Regions from separate parts of the Homo sapiens genome. Here region 1 is linked to region 2. Evidence: chromatin contacts called from ENCODE Hi-C or POLR2A ChIA-PET data. All regions are on one chromosome and are shown on one strand. Each heading gives the region's core, a stretch centred on a gene start or an enhancer-like site at or near the end of the contact. The rest is flanking DNA. Distances are from core to core; before and after follow the strand shown.

Region 1 (2,916 bases), core at 142-2,641, 420 kb after region 2:
TAGAGGATGATTCACCTGCATGGAAACTGATATGTACATTAAAAAAGGAGCTGCCATTTCCTTCCTGATCAAGTGTGATGTAGTTCCTTTGAAAGCCTCCTCTCTCACCTTGAGGAAGTTCTTACAGATCTCAGCATCCATAGATCTGTGTCCAGCACACAGTAACACTCAGAGAATAATGGATGAAGTGGATTAAAATAGAAATGAAATGAAAATTTAGAAAGAATGGAGGCGAGGGAAGGATTTTTTCCTATTTTTTCATGACCAAGTATTGAATATTATTATTTTAAGAATTAATATATTTTAAAAATCTTCACATTAAAAGATAAATGGGGCTGGGCATGGTGGCTCATGCCTGTAATCCCAGGACCTTGGGAGGCCGAGGAGGGCAGATCACTTGAGGCTAGGAGTTCGAGACCAGCCTGTCCAACATCGTGAAACCCCATCTCTACTAAAAATACAAAAAGTAGCTGGGCATCGTGGCAGGTGCCTGTAATCTCAGCTACTTGGGAGGGTAAGGCAGGAGAATTGCTTGAACTTGGGAGGTGGAGGTTGTAGTGAGCCGAGATCTCGCCACTACACTTCAGCCTGGGTGATAGAGCAAGACTTTGTCTCAAAAAAAAGAAAATTAATAAATAAAGACAAATGGTTAGTCCATAAATGGAAGGTAACAGATTAAAAGTGGTCAATGCCCGTGGACGAACATATTTACTCTGGCACACGAATTGGTGTTGAGAGAAATTTATGTTCTTCCTTCATTGTGAAATTAGTGGAGGGTATTTATCCACCTCAGCACAGATATTTGCCAGAAGTTGTCTCAAGACCTCAAGCACAACTTGTTTAGACATTTTCCAGTTGTAATTTTTTTCTAGGCTGTTAAAAATATTGACTTTGACAGCTTTAAAATGATGGCCTCAGAATTGGAATAATTTACATTCTGGAATTAAGATAATTCAAGCATTTCTGCTGGCAAGGAACAAGGGTAGGAACCAGTTATATAAATCCCAGATTTGTGGGAGACTGAACCATTAGCATAGATTCGTCGTCTGTGGATATTCAGAGCAGTCACCTTCCCATGTAAATGAATCTTTATGTCTCTTCCAGGCAGGCCCAGATTCTGAGCTATTTTCGTAACTTCTTTCGGATCAGGTGATCTGGAAGAGGGTGGGCGAAGGCGTCAGACTCAGGCCACACTCATGTTGCCGGCCTCTTGGTGTTCTGCAAGAGACACAGAAAGCCTGAGGAAAAATTCTAGCCACTGTCTGGCTGTTGTGTGTTTACCTTAGACGTTCTCTCCTTTAACTCCTGAGTCTCAGTCCCAGAGAGTCAACATAGAAGGCATTCAGAACAGCTCAGTGGTCCTGGACCTGACCCAGCTCTCTCTGCCAGATTCCAAACACACCTGCTAAACAGATTCTTTTCTCCCAGCGCTCTGCTGACATTTCAGCTGGAACCAAAGTCACTCTCTTAGTCCACAGCATTCCTCTGACTGCTAACGGGACCATTTGTCCTCTCCATTCCTTAGGAGTTTCTCTTTGACTCTGACTGGAAACACCTAAGTCAAAAGAAAACTTGGTCCAAACCCCGAGGCTATGGCTGGGAAATAATGGAGTGGTAATCATATTCAATAGGAAACAATGAAAGCAACAGCTTCCCTCAAATGGATTCGTCCTCATCCTTGGTACTAGGTACACTTGTGCTTGTCACATTTTGTCATCCTCGAGTGGCTCTGAGGTGTCATCCAGATTTCACAAGTGAAAAAAAGATTAGAAAAACTAAAGAATTTCCCCAGAGGCACCTGACTGGTGACTAGGTCAGATGGACCCCAAGCCCATGGTTTGGATATTTCAGCTGTCACCTCTAGCAAAGATGTAGATGACTATCCCTGTGGAAATCAAGAGGTGGAAGAGACACTGGAGATGACAAGGGCTTCTCCCAAATACGTATCATGTGCATGAGTGTAAGTTCAAATCAGTCACGGCATCATGGTCATTTGGAATTCTGTGATTGGAAGATATATTAAAGCCCTTCTAAATCAAATCTTTAACGCTCAAAGCCTGACACCCTTAAGCATATGGCAGATTATTAACCGGGGATGATTTTGACCCTCTGGGAACATTTGGTGATGTCTGAAGGTATTTTCAGTTGTCACAACTTGGGCCGGACGCCTGTGGGTAGTAGAGACCAGGGATGCAGCTAAAACTCCTGCAGTGCTCAGGACAGCCACACCCCACCCCATTCCCTTCAGCACAAAACAGAATTATCTGAATCAGATCATGTCAGTAGTGTTGAAGTTGAGAAACCCTGAAAAATGGAAAGGCAAGATGAGAGAAACATGGACACTGGAGATCATCTGGATCAAGCCCCTCAATGTTATTAAAAAAAGAGACCCAAAATGGTGAAGTCACTAACCCTTGGTCACATGGCAAGATTTTGGTAGAGTTGGAGTTGAACTACACTGGACATGAGCATATGAATAGCTATATTAATAAATATCTATAATAATATGAACAATCACAATTGCAATGCATTAATAGAAAAATGTAAAAAGAAAAATATTGACAGTTATTATCACCAGGGATAGTCACATTTACTCTGCATATGTAGGTACAACAAGTATGACAGGAAGATACTGCCCATATATAATTCCTGTTTAAAAAAAACTTTTTTTTTTTGAGCAACAAGAGAGGAATGAACCAGCTTAAAATCTCACAGCTCATAAGAACCTGGAATTGAACTCTTTTCTCTTAAATCAAAGGCCTTTGGGATGACCAGCAGGGCCTTGGTTCTTTCCATGACTGAAAGGGCATTAAAAAGAGAAAGTTTATACCCATATACATGAAAACCGCAGGATATTCAAACATCTTTTGTAGTATCACAGTCATCTGCATTTGATATATCTTTTGAGTCTATTGC
Region 2 (3,251 bases), core at 544-3,043:
TGGCTCTGGAATGGAGAAAGCAGCAGAAGCCCAGAGTGTTTATGCCATGGGAAAAGCTGGGCTTTTCCACAGATCATCCTTCTCCCCCGCCCCCAGGTTCTCATGCCCTACATGATTCCCAGGGGGCCACCCAGCAATTAAGATACAGTTCTGGAGAGCAGAAGGCTCTGACAGCCCCACAAATCAGCCTCCATATCCCCACCCCCAACACACGCACATCCCAGTCCCTCCCAGAACAATGCTATCGAGTCATCTTGAGCAATGGCACCAGAAAATCCCAGTGTAATGAAAGAAAACAGAGGCCTGTCTTTCTGGCTGCTGGTGCGATTTCAATAGAAAGCCCTTCTTAAGCAGGAAGAAGCAATTCTTCTGCTATGTCCCTAACAAAAGCTGACCTCTTCCTTGGCGGCATTGGGTAGGCCCAGAATCAAGCTGGGGTTATTTCCCCACCATCGCCATAGTCATAGCAACAGCTTTGATTAATGCGGTGTCCCATTAGAGGGATAATGTCAGCCCTAATCAGAAACGCCTCAAGTATCTCTCTTTGCATTTTGGTAAATGGCGTAATCACATTACGGCTGGATGTGTCTGGGAGCTGATTGCTGTCGCACAAGTCTGCCTGATTTTCCAGGTTAAGGGGTGTCAGGGGGCCCGAGATGCAGCTAATTACTGTGCATTGTTAGGAGAGAGGACCAAGGCCACGGAGGCCGCCAGGAATGTTCCTGCCCTATCCTTCCTTCTAAGTCCATAGGAGCGCCCTGGGCTGATGGTCTGTTTGCAAGGATGCCTGCCTGAAGGAGATGGCTGAGAGTCAGAGAGGGGTGCTATATGCTGCTGTTAAGCATAAGGGAAGCAGAGGCATGGTTGAAAAGAACAGGCAGGTAGCTGAGCTGGGCTTGGCTGTTCCTGTCCCTTGTCCATCAAGCTCATGATGGACAGTCAGCCTCCGGTCATGCCACTGGGCTGGAAAACTGGCAGAAGGGGCCCCACTTGGGCCTGGAGATAGGAAACGGCAGGGGTGACATGCACTGCAAAGGCATGTAATGAGTGTGGACTTGACTTGTCATAATAGCATTTGGCTGTTGGCAGGTTCTGCTTTGTCTGTTGAAGCTTCCTACTTGAGGGTAGATTCTTACTGCACCCTGGGGAGACAGACTTCTCCTTCTCTCCCCTTTTACTAGCAGGGAAACCAAGGAAAGGAGAGGTGACATGTCTCATCCCTGTATTGATGCTAGGTTCCACTTCCCAAGAGACCCTTCCCACACGAAAAGCTTCCTCTCTTTGCCTTCCAGCCTAGCTGCTTTTGTTTCTGTAAATCCATAGGTGACAGTAACAATAAATCGTCACCACCTATACTGAAAGATTAAGAGGAGGACCTGAGGAAATATGCATTGAGCCCCCAGAGGCTATTTTTAGATGCTTCTGGGAGGTTTTAAAAAAGGACTCACACAGTTAACTATTTATGACTTTTTGAATGCAGGACAGAAATAGAAGGACAGCACTTAGCTTCTTCTCCAAAGCTGGGGAGTAAATTCCTCTCAGAGACCTGAAACCACTTTGGGGCCCTTAAATTTACTGTCTCTTGGATGGCATTTAATATCTAGCATAACTAATATCTAGTTTTTATTTCTGGCTACAGCAATAGTTGTTCTTTTCGGTGTTGAAAATTATCTCAAGAGTAGCTGAGGAAATTGAGTCACAGAGTGAGAATTATCTCAGAGTCACACGGCTGGTCTGTGGCCAAGCCCTGGTGGAAGCAAATCTCTTGCTATTTGGGCCAAAGTTCACTGCAGAGGGTTGAACTGAATGTCCCAGGGCAGGTTTGGGTGTGGAAAGTTCTTCAGGGGATACTCAATCCAACAAACGGACAAGACGCTATGGTATCATGAATCAACCAAGCTCCATCTGCCACCTTTCCTAGGAGGCTCCAGGCCAGCTTTCCACTTGGAAGAGTCAATATTCTCCCCAAGAAGATGTTGCATTAGACATGTGAGAGGACACAGGCTCACTGCCTACCCTGAAACCTCACACGCTTGTGTTGTATTATGAGCAGGACAGAATGCATTTCCAGGCCGGGTTGTACCTCAGGTCGGGGGGAAATTAGTAGGGTTTCCTCAACTGCTCTCCGAAGCTTTATGTCCTTCCCAGTAGCCAACAACTTGATCATCCCTTCCTTTAAACTTGGCCAATCAGGGACTTGGAAATCAAGGATGTAGAGCCTTAGCCCCAACAGCCAATAGCTTTAAGCTAAACAAACCCACAAGAGACTGGTATTTGCCTGAACAGAAAACCACAGAGGAATGAATTAACACCACGGTCAGAGTTTCCATCTGGGCCCTGCTGGTGCCCTCACCACAGAGGCTGCCTGTGCCGGCAGCCCCACTCCCTGCTGGCTCAGCCTAGCGCAAGTCCCTGGGCCAATCCCGACAGAAGCAGGGTGTACATGAACACTGTCTTCCTCAGCCAGGCTGTGGGGCTTCCCAAGCAGGGACTCAGCGGTCCAGCCTCTGCTACTGCCTCCTTCTGCCCCTCTGTCTATTTCTGGTGACTACCACACCCAGCACGTGGCATGCCAGGGGCCAGCCCCCCATAGCCAAGCAGCCTAATGGGCTGTATGGGTCTTCTTGATGCCAACTCCCACTGGACTCTCCAGTCTGGCAGTGCAGCCATTGTATACTTGGCTGGTCTGCACCAGCACCTTACACAGCAGCTAGCAAAACATAGCAATATTTAGTCCATATTGGGCCCATGAAAATGAAAAGGTGATATCCTATTCCTGTAGAGAGGAGTGATCACTTCCTTGATTTTGCTGATGCACATCCATCTCTGTTTCAAATTGAAAGTGCAAGTTCATTGCAAACCATCTCTGGCAGAATTGTCACTTCTGAACAATCAACCACATTTGGAATTTGGCTCCATCAGACACTGCTCCCTGTCTAGTACCAGGGACTATGGTTGATTCTGTTTCTGTTGACAGCTGTCTTCTCCAGTCCTAGCTCAACTCTTATCCCTAGTCCCACATACAGTGTTTTCATTACCACCTTGCACAGCACAGTCATGCATAGTTTTACCACAGGGACACGTTCTGAGAAATGTGTCATTATGTGATTTCATTGTTGTGCAAACTTCCTAGAGTGTACTTACACAAACCTAGACGATACAGCCTACTATACACCTAGGCTACATGGTTTAGCCTAGTGCTCCTAGGCTGCAAACCTGTATAGCATGTTACTGTACTGAACACTGTAGGT

Evidence for each region. A loop is a pair of places that touch in the nucleus more often than their neighbours do. ChIA-PET counts read pairs that join two places held with the same protein, here RNA polymerase II (POLR2A). Pooled maps may share reads with other maps.
Region 1: a pooled map shows a loop between it and region 2 (6-fold over the local background). The contact joins two enhancer-like sites. A Hi-C loop is called at or near these places in 4 of 37 single-sample maps with no recorded cell type and 3 of 50 pooled maps. POLR2A ChIA-PET finds 5 or more read pairs at or near these places in 1 of 52 experiments (MCF 10A).

Annotation. Positions count from the first base shown.
Region 1 is chr9:106,754,311-106,757,226 of GRCh38, reverse strand. No RefSeq gene overlaps it. Among named protein-coding and RNA genes, the nearest start is that of ZNF462, 110 kb to the left of the region's middle. Within about 2 kb of position 1,391, at least 6 of the 41 ENCODE cell types and tissues checked have a DNase peak (open chromatin) inside an H3K27ac peak, as active enhancers do.
Region 2 is chr9:107,173,778-107,177,028 of GRCh38, reverse strand. No RefSeq gene overlaps it. Among named protein-coding and RNA genes, the nearest start is that of RAD23B, 110 kb to the left of the region's middle. Within about 2 kb of position 1,793, at least 7 of the 41 ENCODE cell types and tissues checked have a DNase peak (open chromatin) inside an H3K27ac peak, as active enhancers do.